Linked DNA regions of Homo sapiens: region 1 is linked to region 2. The links are chromatin contacts, found by Hi-C or POLR2A ChIA-PET in ENCODE. All regions are on one chromosome and are shown on one strand. Each heading gives the region's core, a stretch centred on a gene start or an enhancer-like site at or near the end of the contact. The rest is flanking DNA. Distances are from core to core; before and after follow the strand shown.

Evidence for each region. A loop is a pair of places that touch in the nucleus more often than their neighbours do. ChIA-PET counts read pairs that join two places held with the same protein, here RNA polymerase II (POLR2A). Pooled maps may share reads with other maps.
Region 1: a loop to region 2 is called in a pooled map, with 2.9 times the contacts of the local background. The contact joins two enhancer-like sites. A Hi-C loop is called at or near these places in 1 of 50 pooled maps. POLR2A ChIA-PET finds 5 or more read pairs at or near these places in 2 of 52 experiments (K562 and activated CD4-positive, alpha-beta T cell).

What each region holds. Positions count from the first base shown.
Region 1 is chr4:2,494,756-2,501,166 of GRCh38, forward strand. RNF4 (ring finger protein 4) reads left to right here. Exons shown (of 8, transcript NM_002938.5): 3 at 2,252-2,366; 4 at 5,904-5,983. Among named protein-coding and RNA genes, the nearest start is that of RNF4, 29 kb to the left of the region's middle. Within about 2 kb of position 3,301, at least 2 of the 41 ENCODE cell types and tissues checked have a DNase peak (open chromatin) inside an H3K27ac peak, as active enhancers do.
Region 2 is chr4:2,139,945-2,145,684 of GRCh38, forward strand. All of the region lies in intron 16 of POLN (DNA polymerase nu), which reads right to left. Among named protein-coding and RNA genes, the nearest start is that of NAT8L, 83 kb to the left of the region's middle. RefSeq lists enhancers at 1,768-1,847, 2,103-2,624. Within about 2 kb of position 2,395, at least 3 of the 41 ENCODE cell types and tissues checked have a DNase peak (open chromatin) inside an H3K27ac peak, as active enhancers do.

The DNA.
Region 1 (6,411 bases), core at 2,051-4,550, 360 kb after region 2:
AAAATAACCTTTAAATAAGGAAGAGGAACAGGCTATGATCTAATGCTTGCTTGGACTAATATAAGCATGCCAAGGTAAATATTTAGGCTAAATTGTGGGAGCTAAGAATATAAAGTACATTGATTTCTTTATTATGGCTAGCAGATATTTAAGAATGTTAGTACAGGTCTTTGAATAAATTTTGCTTTTAAGAGAAGTTACTATTTATTTCTAATTAGATGGGGAGGAAAGTCTTTGAAGAGGAACCTCTACTTTACTTTTTACATAAGCAACCTGGTGGCTGCTGGGGAAACCCTTAAAACACTGGGCAGTAGAACTCCACTGAGGTTAGTGTCAGCTCCCTTGAGGCCAAGAGCAGCTGCTCACTTGGGAGTTTTGGCTGCTGTCGCTTGGCCTCTGGGCCCTCCTGGGGCTGGTTCTGTGCTCCTTAGTCCGTGGGAAGTTACTAGACCCAGCTTCATTTCCAAAACATCTCAAGCTGCCATTTGATAAGAGTAGCATTGGAACACAGAATCAGGCTTATCCCTGTTGCCTAGCGAGGGCTTGGCTGGATGGTGGGTGTTCCTGGATCTTGTATGAATCTCTCCTGCAATATCTGGTCCTTTCAGAGTTTCCTGGGACAGATTGACCCTAGTAAGGCTAAGGAATTGGGATAGTAGTAGCATCTTCCGTCTCTGCGCAGTACTTTACATACATGATCTCATTTAGACCTTATAACAGCTCTGCAAGGCTGGTACTGGTGAGGAACTTGAGACTTAGTAGTGCAGTACTTGTCCCAGGTTGTCCAGTGCAAAGGATAGCAGGACAGGGCACAGGGAGAAGAGCACGGAAACACCAGTGGGAATACAAGGTGACAGGCTCTGTTGGGAAGCTCTTTTTTTTTTGGGGGGGGGTGAGATGGAGATTTACTCTTGTTGCCCAGGCTGGAGTGCAATGGCACAATCTCGGCTCACCGCATCCTCCACCTCCCAGGTTCAAGTGATTCTCCTGCCTCAGCCTCCCGAGTAGCTGGGATTACAGGCATGTGCCACCACGCCCAGCTAATTTTGTATTTTTAGTAGAGACGGGTTTCACCGTGTTGCCCAGGCTGATCTTGAACTCCTGACCTCTGGTGATCCGCCTGCCTCTGCCTCCCAAAGTGCTGGGATTACAGGCCTGAGCCACTGCGCCTGGCCAGCTCTGTCTCTTGATTAAGGTGGAGGATATTCTCAGCTTGTCTTTTGGGACCAGGCAGACCAGAAATGCTGGAGCATATTGGCAAACCAGCAGCCTAAGGATTTGGAAGAAAGGCTGGTCAGAGTGTCAGTTGCTTATCAACCAGCTGAGAGCCTGAACTTTCCGGAAGACATGGCTCTTGGGTAGCCACTGGGAACAGGCTTAAAACAGCTTTGGTTCTTTGAGTTCTTTGTGGGGAGTGATTGTCTGGTGTGAATCACAGTTGATAGTGCCCTGAAAGGTTCAAGGCCACATTTCCCAGGGGAAGATAAGCTTTCCACAATGTATAGAAACTCAGAAAACTCCAAGTTCTTTATGCTAAGAAACAAAAAGGGCTCAGAAAGGCTGAACACAAAGTCAAGGAAGAGAAATTGATAACTTTTGGTTAAAGGGAAGAGTTTCCAGCCTTTTGGCCAGGGCATCCACTACCAAGTCCAAATCCTGACTTGGCCTCAAGCTTTTGTAAAGGGATGCATCGTGTCCCTTTTGACCTGCTGATAGTTTTTTTGAGATGGAGTCTCACACTGTCACCCGGGCTAGAGTACAGTGACGCGATCTCGCCTCACTGCAACCTCTGCCTCCCAGGTTCAAGTGATTCTCCTGCCTCAGCCTCTGGAGTAGCTGGGATTACAGGTGCCTGCCACCACGCCCAGCTAACTTTTGTATTTTCAGTAGTGATGAGGCTTCACCATGTTGGCCAGGCTGACCTTGAACTCCTCACCTCATGATTCGCCCACCTCAGCCTCCGAAAGTGCTGGGATTACAGGTGTGAGCCACCATGCCCAGCCGACCTGCTGATAGTTTGATAAAACAGAAGTTTTACTTTCTGGAATTTCTACTCATTTTATGTTTTGGATGGTTTCTCTCTCCGTAAGCATTCAGTATTCTTGAATCTCAAGTTTTGAAAGGAGCCCTAACTTCAAGTCTACTCGCTGGCTTCTTAATGAAGTGAACCATTTCTATTGCCCATTTAGTTCTTCCTGAAACCCTGACATTCTGGTGTTCATGTGACTCTTCTTTCCCCCTTGCTACTCAGAGAAAGCGTCGTGGTGGAGCAATAAATTCTAGACAAGCTCAGAAGCGAACTCGGGAAGCAACCTCCACCCCCGAGATCTCCTTGGAAGCAGAACCCATAGAACTCGTGGAAACTGGTAAGATTGCCAGGGACACTACAACTGTGGGGTGTTAAAGTGGAGAGAGAACACTGTACCAGGGTGAGCTAGTAGAAGGTGCTTTCAGTGTCTTTAGAAGGCCTATGCAGTCTCACACTCACCATGTACAACTCAAAGCTTCACAGATTCTGAAATAGCTTCTCAACTGGGCTAACTGTTCAACTCTGGTAATGTGCAGCAGTGGGGTAGGATCCATTTAAAAAAAAATCTAGCGCAAATGAGATAGCCCACCTTTTCTATCTGAAACTGCATCCCCAATTGCTGGACCTTGTAAAGTACTTCGCTTTCCTCTTCTGTTTTTCATTAGGACATGAAATCACCCAAGAAGGCAAACTTGTCCACAGAGCTCCCTGTGTTGGAGCTTGGTATAGGCAGAGGCCAGATTGGATTTCCCCTTCTGCCTGCTCAAGAAGTGGTTGATGGCTGGCCTAAGTCCCTTTGCTCTGCATATATTGTTTTTATAACTAGGATACCTGCAAACTGGCATTTTATTTTTACTTATTTATTTTTGAGATAGAGTCTTGCTCTGTCGCCCAAGCTAGAGTGTAGTGGTGCAGTCTCGGCTCACTGCAAGCTCCACATCCTGGGTTCACGCCATTCTCCTGCCTCAGCCTCCCAAGTAGCTGGGACTATAGGCACCCGCCACCACACCCGGCTAATTTTTTGTATTTTTAATAGAGACAGGGTTTCACCATGTTAGCCAGGATGGTCTCGATCTCCTGACCTTGTGATCCACCCGTCTCGGCCTCCCAAAGTGCTGGTATTACAGGCGTGAGCCACTGCACCCGGCCATGCAAACTCGCGTTTTAAACAGAAGAAACTTAGTGCAAGATAAATTTCATGGGCCCCCCAGGAGAAATGAAGTTCTCTATATGGTCTCTGAGTTTCACTTCTACAAATGAGTTCTTGAAAGCCTTGACTTGAGGCTAGGATCCTGGCTCTAGACCAAAAAGGAACGAACTGCTTTCCGTCATGGCACTTGTCATCCTCTAGGCAGTCTTACCCCTGTGTGTACTTAGGGCTGCCCATTAGAGCACTGTTTTGTTTTTGTTTCTGTTTGAGGCAGAGTTTCGTTCTGTCAGCCAGGTTGGAGTGCAATCGCGTGATCTCGGCTCACTGCAACCTCTGCCTCCCAGGTTTAAGCAAGTCTCCTGCCTCAGCTTCCCAAGTAGCTGGGATCATAGGCGCCCACCACCACACCCGGCTAAATTTTTTTTGTATTTTTAGTAGAGACGGGGTTTCACCATGTCAGTCAGGCTGATCTCGAACTCCTGACCTCAGATTATCCACCTGCCTTGGCCTCCCAAAGTGCTGGGATTACAGGCCTGAGCCACCCGCCTGGCCTAGAGCACTGTTTTTGTAAGAGCCCAGAATTGTGTTCACCAGAAAGAGAATGGTTCAATAAATTGTTGTATATCAGTATATGGACTGTTGGACAGCCCTTCTTTTTAATAAAGAATGCAATAATTTTATATAAATTATATTGTATATGTAAGATTATCACGGTTTTTATTCTTGTGAAACTTTATGATACAAGAAAATAAAACAGGCCAGCCAGATTGCTTGAGCCCAGGAGTACCAGACCAGCCTGGACAACATAGTGAGACCCTGTCTCTATAAATAAAAAAATTAGCCAAGTGTGGGAGGCTGAGGTAGGAGGATCACTTGAGCCTGGAACATTGAGGCTGCAGTGAGCCGTGATCGTGCCACTGCACTCTAGCCTGGGCAACAGCAAGACCCCACCTAAAAAATAAATAAAAGAAGTTACGTTGGGTTGGGCGCCATGGCTGGCTCCTATAATCCCAGCACTTTGGGAGGCCGAGGCGTGCAGATCACCTGAGGTCAGGAGTTCAAGACCAGCCTGGCCAACATGGCGAAACCCCATCTCTACTAAAAATGCAAAAATTAGACGGGCGTGGTGGCGGGCGCCTGTAATCCCAGCTACTTGGGAGGTTGATGCAGGAGAATCACTTGCACCTGGGAGGCAGAGGTTGCAGTGAGCCGAGATCGTGCCACTGCACTCCTGCCTGGACGACAGAGCGAGACTCTGTCTCAAAAAAAAAAAGTTAAATGCATTACAAGACACTTTCCCCAAATATTAGACCAATACTGTTTCTTAAAAAACTTCATTTAGTGTTTTGTTGTTGTTGTTGTTTGTTTGTTTTTGAGATGGAGTTTTGCTCTTGTTGCCCAGGCTGGGGTGCAGTGGCGTGATCTTTGCATCCCGGGGTTCAAGCAATTCTCCTGCCTCAGCCTCCCGAGTAGCTGGGATTACAGGCATGTGCCACCACACCTCGCTAATTTTGTATTTTTAGTAGAAACGGAGTTTCTCCATGTTGGTCAGGCTGGTCTCGAACTCTCAACCTCAGGTGATCCGCCCACCTCAGCCTCCCAAAGTGCTGGGATTACAGGTGTGAACCACTGTGCCTGGCCCATTCCGTGCTTTTTAATATTAATATTAATAGTAATCAGAAATAAAAATGGTTGTGCGTCATTTTTTACTTTATATAAATGGAAGTTGTACGTTAACTGTTTGGTCCATGTCCTTCTCACCTTTATCCTGTGCACATGTAGACATCACAGTATACCCTAAGGGCTGAAAGGCAAGCTTCACAACAGATGCAACCCATTTTGTATGTTGAGGTTCTAGCTATCAGTATATATCACTGTTATTCTCCATCCAACTAGGGAGACAAACTTGAGAGATAAATGGAAATTAAAAGTTTGTCCTTGGCCGGGCACGGTGGCTCACGCCTGTAATCCCAACACTTTGGAAGACTGAAGTGGGTGGATCACAAGGTCAGGAGTTCAAGACCAGCCTGGCCAAGATGGTGAAACCCCATCTCTACTAAAAATACAAACAAAATTAGCCAGGCATGCTGCCAGGCGCCTGTAATCCCAACTACTCGGGAGGCTGAGACAGAGAATTGCTTGAACCCAGGAGGCGGAGGTTGCAGTGAGCCAAGATCGCACCACTGCACTCCAGCCTTGGCGACAGAGCGAGACTCTGTCTCAAAAAAAAAAAAAAAAAAAAAGAATTTGCCCTAGATTAACCGATGAAGTTACTAAGCTAAGCCTGACTTTTGGTCCTTGGGCCAAGTGAGAGTGGTCAGCTTCACCTGCTGGGAGGAGCAGAGGTTTCAGGCTAGTCCATCCCAAAGAGAAAGGCCTGGGGCTGGGCATGCATGGTGCGTTCTCCCAGATGGGGCACAGAGGCATAGCCGTGTGGAAGTGGGATGCCGTGGAATAGAGGTATGCACATGCGCACACATACATAACCCCCCAGGTACATTTGTAAAAACCATACCTCCCCACTCAGAGCAGAATTCTGGAAGGGTGGTTACTGGCTTTCCCTCCTGAGGGAGGTGTTGGTCCTGGTGCTCTTTGCAGTGTATACTTCAGGATTGTTTTAGTTTGGGGTAAGCCTATAACATTAGCAGTCATACTAAAGTGTAGAGGGATACAACCTTACTTTCCTCTTAATCTTAATGCTTGTTGAAATACTTTCTTTTGAAGCTGGAGATGAAATTGTGGACCTCACTTGTGAATCTTTAGAGCCTGTGGTGGTTGATCTGACTCACAATGACTCTGTTGTGGTAAGTGTTGGAGTGTGAGAGTCGGCTGTTTCTTGGGTATGGGTCCCTGGCCAGTGCCAGCATCTGACAGCCTTGGTCACAGACTCCAAGTCAAGGTTACAGCTTATGCTAAAGAAGTTCATGCATCTTGTGGAATTGAGCTTTTAGAAAGAAAATAAACAGTAACAATAATAATAACAAAGAAGTTCATGCATTCAGTGACGAGAGCCCAAAATGAAAAATGTTTCTGGAAAATCATTTGTTATAGCCTTGTCGCCTATGGAGTAGGTCTGTGTAACCTGACCTTGCCACACCTGGGCACAAAAGTGGTTTGGGGAGAATCTCAAGACCCCCACATCTGTCTTCAGTCCCTGATTCCACAGTTTACACCAGCTGTGTGACCTTGGGCATGTGACTTAGCCTCATTCACTTTCCATGAAATGGGGACA
Region 2 (5,740 bases), core at 1,145-3,644:
TCTCCAGGAAATAACAACTTACGAGTGGCTGGGGTTCTGGAAAACAGAATAGAACACTTCCTATTAGAACTCAAAAGGTAAGTAATAAATAGCTCTTTCACCTTTTGTTGGGTACATTCAAAGGGATTATTTATTTATTTATTTATTTTTTTGAGACAGAGTCTCACTCTGTCGCCCAGACTACAGTGCAGTGGCACAATCTTGGCTCACTACAACCTCTGCCTGCCAGTTCAAGTGATTGTCCTGCCTCGGTCTCCTGAGTAGCTGGGATTACAGGCGTGCGCCACCACACCTGGCTAATTTTTCTCTTTTTAGTAGAGACGGGGGTTTCACCTTGTTGGTCAGGCTGGTCTCGAACTCCTGAACTTATGATCCACCCGCCTCAGCCTCCCAAAGTGCTGGGATTACAGGTGTGAGCCACCGTGCCTGGCCAGGATTTGTTAAATTGATGCATGGAATAGGTTTAAAATTTGTAACTCTTATTTCTGCTGACTGTAGGAATAAAATAATTTGCCACTTGGGCTGGACGCAGTGGCTCATGCCTGTAATTCCAGCACTTTGGGAGACCAAGGTGAATGGATCACTTGAGGCCAGGAGTTCAAGACCAGCCTGGCCACCATGGCAGAGCCCCATCTCTACTAAAAATACAAAAATTAGCCAGGTATGGTGGTTGTACATCTGTAATCCCAGCTACTCAGGAGGCTGAGGCATGAGCATTGCTTGAATCAGGGAGGTGGAGGTTGCAGTGGGCCAAGATGACGCCACTGCACTCCAGCCTGGATGACAGAGTGAGATTCTGTCTCGGGGAAAAAAAAAAATTGCCACTTGTGGAGGACACAGCTATTTGGGGCCACACAATACTTTCTTTTCCATTTTGTTTAGAAAATGGCACTCGGATCTTCATGACGGTGCCCACCACCCCCCTCCTTTAAGCCAACCAGCAGACTTCATCGTCAGGCCGTGGAGACACAGGGAGACACTTGCCAAGGCATCTGTGAGACGCACTTCTTCATCCTTCTGTGAAGCTGCATGAGGCGCTCTGCATCCCCACTGGAGAGAAACCCAGCAAGCACCGCCCAGGCCTGCTGGGACCCGTGGGGAGGCTATGCAAGAAAGAGGCTGAGGAAAGGGCAGAGAGAAGCTGGGTGTGCCCATATAATGTAGGCTGCCAGATCAGACCTTGCCTGAAGCTAGCCCTTCTTCGGCCTTCTAGGTCAGGTAAGCTGAGACATACCCTTAATTGTTTAGGTCAGCTGAGTTTGGTTTTGTGTGATCTGCAACTGAAAGTCTGCCTGAACACATGGATTGTGGTATTTTAACCTCCAGTTTAGACATGTGGGGAAAGCACTTGGTCAGTGTGGCATTCACAGCTGGTGGATTCAGAGCCCAGCTGCTCTCCCCTCTCTGTCCTTCTCCTTCCACTCACACTTCTGCTTCCCAAGGTGGTGTCTGGGGTGGTGGATGATGCTGGGAGCCTACATACCCCCCGGCACCTGAAGAGAGGGTCCTGTGTCCCCAGCTGTGGCCACCCTGTCCTTGTGGGCCTCGGCTGCCCATGTCCTTGCCCTGTCTGCTCTGTTGGTGAAGTGTTCATGAAGGACTGCGGTGCGTTCTGTGCTCTCAGCACGGCCAGCATCTGGCATATGTCCTCTGCCAACTGGGCCCTGGTGCTGGCTCTGGCGACACTGTTACCTCCTGAAGCTCAATGGCACCCTCCCTGTGCACCTGGCTTTTGGCTGTCCATCTCACAGCTCTCCTCCATGAACCAGTGAGAACCCAGAAAACATGGGCAGCCTTGGTTTCCATACCAGGGGAGTGCAGGACCCCAGGACCACAGGAGCTTCCAGCCCCCTCTCAGGCTCCTTGGAGAGCTCGGCCCCCTCGGCATGGCACTCCTGGAGACTGCGACCCAGCCTGTGGGGCGCTGGCATTCCCCTCCTCTGGCTTTCCACCCACGCTCTGAGTTTCTAACCCAGAGGGGCCAGAGGAAGTCAGAGCCTTTCAAAGACTCTTTCAAAGTGTGCTCAGCTCTTGGTTCTGCTCTCATGCTCTCCCCCTCAGCACCTCTTCCAAGCCAAGGAGGTACCCTCTCCCTCCTGTGAAGTGGGTCTCTTGCATCCTCTCTACTCAATGGCTTCCTTTATAATGTTAAACTCTAAAAATACAAGGCTTTGAGTCTTGATATTTAAAAGGAAGCTTCTGAAATTCAAAAATTAACAAAACAAAACACTTTTTGATCTCTCATGCCGATACTTTTCTTGTTTCTGCTGTGCCCTTTCACAAGTTCTAGTTGAAAGCCAGAGCTGAACACTGATTCCTTTATTCTCAGCTGTAACTCCCTCTCCCTCTGAAGTAATAGAGGCCTCAGCCCTACTGGGCAGGCAGTCTCTAAGTAGCAAGAGGTGCTGGGAACAAAATATGCACTGGAGGGTTTCTCAAAACTACCCCTGTGCTATCAAGTATTTTGTTCGATTAAAGCTGCCAATAAGGAGACTTCTGCTTCCAGGAAGGTTGTGTAAACACGTTCCCTATCCCTGTCCCAAGATACAACTAAAACCCTGGGCAAGTGTAAGAGACTCGGAAAGGTGGAGAAAATACGGCAGACTGGCTAGGGACCGTGGGACCCAAAGAATCTCACAGAGGTGAGTCCCAGGTTTCTTTTTGCCTAATGTGTCCCAGACAAGCCAGTAGCCTGGAAATGCCAATAACCACAGACAAAAACAACAACAAAACAAAACAAAAAAACAAAACCTAACAAAAGCCTGCTCTCATTAGCCAAAGGACCAGGAAAAGGACAGCCTAGCGAGAAAGAAAACCTTTAGACAATAACTATACTACTCCAGCCAAACACCACACAAAAACCCGTGATTGTGGTTTTTTTTTAATCCCCCACCCCCACCTCCGCCATCCTTGATACCCAGCCAAGATTTTTTTGGTAATTTTCCATCTACTGAACCCTCACCCCCTCTGTTGGTTATAAATCTCCAGCTGCCAGTGTGGTATTTGGAGTTGAGTTCAATCTCTCTCCCCTGTTGCTATAATCTTAAATAAACTCTCCCTTACACGTTTAACTCTGATGCAATTTTTTTTTGGACAAACTATAACATGTCAAAATGTATGGGTTAAAGATAGAGCAGTGCTGAGAGGAAAATTTATAGCACTAAAAATGCATACATGAGAAAAAAGAAAAAGTCTCAAAGCAATAATCTAGGCTTATACCTAAAAAGCCTAGAAAAAGAAAAGCAAAATAAACCCAAATCAAGCAGAAAAAGGAAATAATATGGAAATCGATAAATTGAAAATAGAAAAATAGTAGAGAAAATCAATGAAAAGATCAATAAAATTGACAAAACTCTCAGTAGATTGACAAAGAAAAAACAGAGAAGACACAAATTATGAATATCAGAAATGAAACCAGGAATATCACTACAGACCCTAAGACATCAAAAGGATAAGGAAATGTTATGAAAAATCACACGCACGTAAATTTCACAACTTAGACAAAATGGACCAATTCTTCAAAAAGCAAAAACAACTGAAATTCACCAAATATGAAAGAGATAATGTGAGCAACTGTATAACTATTAAGGAACTTGAACTCATAATTTTAAAACTCCCCAAAAATAAATATCTAGGCCTAGATGATTTCATTAGAGGATTCTATCAAATATTTAAAGGAGAATTAACACCAATTCCACGATATCTCCCAAAAAGCACAAGAGGAAGGAACACTTCCCAATTCATTTTATGAAACTAGTAGTACCCTGAAACAAAAACCAGATGAAGACAGATTAATATCCCTCATAAACATACACACAAAATCCTTTAATAAATATTAGCATATAGAATTCAGTAATATATTTAAAAATATATGATCCAACAGTTGACTTGTGCACACTTATCCCAGAAAAATAAAGACAAGTACACACAAAAACCTGTATATGAATGTCTTTGGCAACCTTATCTTAATAACCCAAAACTGGAAACAACCCAGATGTCCTTCAAAACTGAAGTGCAACTTATACCCAGCAACTTCAGGTGGTAATACATTGCCCATGGGAACTTAATATATTGTCTTCAAAATATCATATATTTTAAATATATGATTTAAATATATGATTTTGAACAACCAATAACTTTCCTTAAAGTTGTAAAAAGGGTCTTCTATAAAATACATATTCACTGTTAAAAATTTGTTCTTTTTTTTTTTTTTTTTTTGAGATGGAGTCTCACTCTATCACCCAGACTGGAGTGCAGTGGCGTGAACTCGGCTCACCACAACCTCCACCTCCTGGGTTCAAATGATTCTCCTGCCTCAGCCTCCCACGTAGCTGGGACTACAGGCACGTGCCACCATGCCCAGCTAATTTTTGTATTTTTAGTAGAGATGGGGTTTCACTGTGTTGGCCAGGCTGGTCTTGAACTCCTGACCTTGTGATCTGCCTGCCTCAGCCTCCCCAAGTGCCGGGATTACAGGTGTGAGCCACCGCCCCTGGTCCTAAAAATATTCTTAAGAAGACTCTTTTCTTAACTAGAAGAATTCATTCATTGTATTCATCAAAATCCTGCCACGTGCCAGCTATTATGAAAAATGCTAGTTCTTCAAACACATAACCTACAAATAATTAATATTTAAATAATATATACACTACTGGAGGAAATTCCGTTACCTAGTGAATATAGGCTGTAAGAATGAATGCTACATATTTTTCCTTAAAAATTGCTCCCCCACACCCCAATAATCCGTTAGCTGTATTTAGCACTCGATAACTAAGATGTAAGTCCCTGGTTTTACTCTTTCCTTCAATAACATTTAGCGATTACCTATCAACTGGTAGACACTGTGCTTGTTTCTTGGAATAAAATATTGAAAAAATTCAAGGAGCCTACAGTAGAGGGAAGGCAATCCCTAGCAACGGAACGATGACCACGTTAGGTAGTCGACACTCTGGGAATACACATCTGTAATGAAACTATTGGAAGTTAAAAGAGTGGTAAGAATATGGAAATAGACCAAAGGCACAGAATTGAGAGCCTAGAAACAGACCTATGCATTTGTCAAAATTCACAAATGACAGAGGCATTACAAATTACTGTAGTTCTTACAATAACAATAGCTATAACAAACAGTTACCCAAATGGAAAAATAATCAGATCGCTACCTTAGACCTAAATAAAAACAAATTCCAAGGGAATTAAAGACTCAATGTAAAAAGTAACTTTATTAAGAGAGAATTTGCTATCATAGAACACATTATAGGCGAAAAAAAAAGAGAATTTGAGGATCTTTATGATCTCCAAGTAAGATAGGGTTCCTTAAATGAGACACAGAGAGGTACAAACCTTAAAGGAAAAGACCACAAATTTGACAATATTTTTTAAAAATCTGTAAATCAAAGACATAGAATCCAATCTGAGAAAAACAAACCAACCACAGACTGGGAGAAGATAATTATATAAGGGCACAAAAGACTAGTATTCATAATACATAAAGAACTTTTACAAATTAATAAGAAAAAGACAAACCACTAAACTGAAAATGGGCAAAAGAAATAAACAAGTGAGTCATTGAAAAAATTCAAATGACAAATAAACATAAAAATACACTGACCCTCATTACTAATAAAAGTAATGTGAATTAAGTCACAATAAGATACTAATCCACACTCATCAAATTGGCAAAAACTTAAAAATCTGGTAATACCAAGTGCGGTGGTCTGTAGGGCGATGAGGTCTCTAT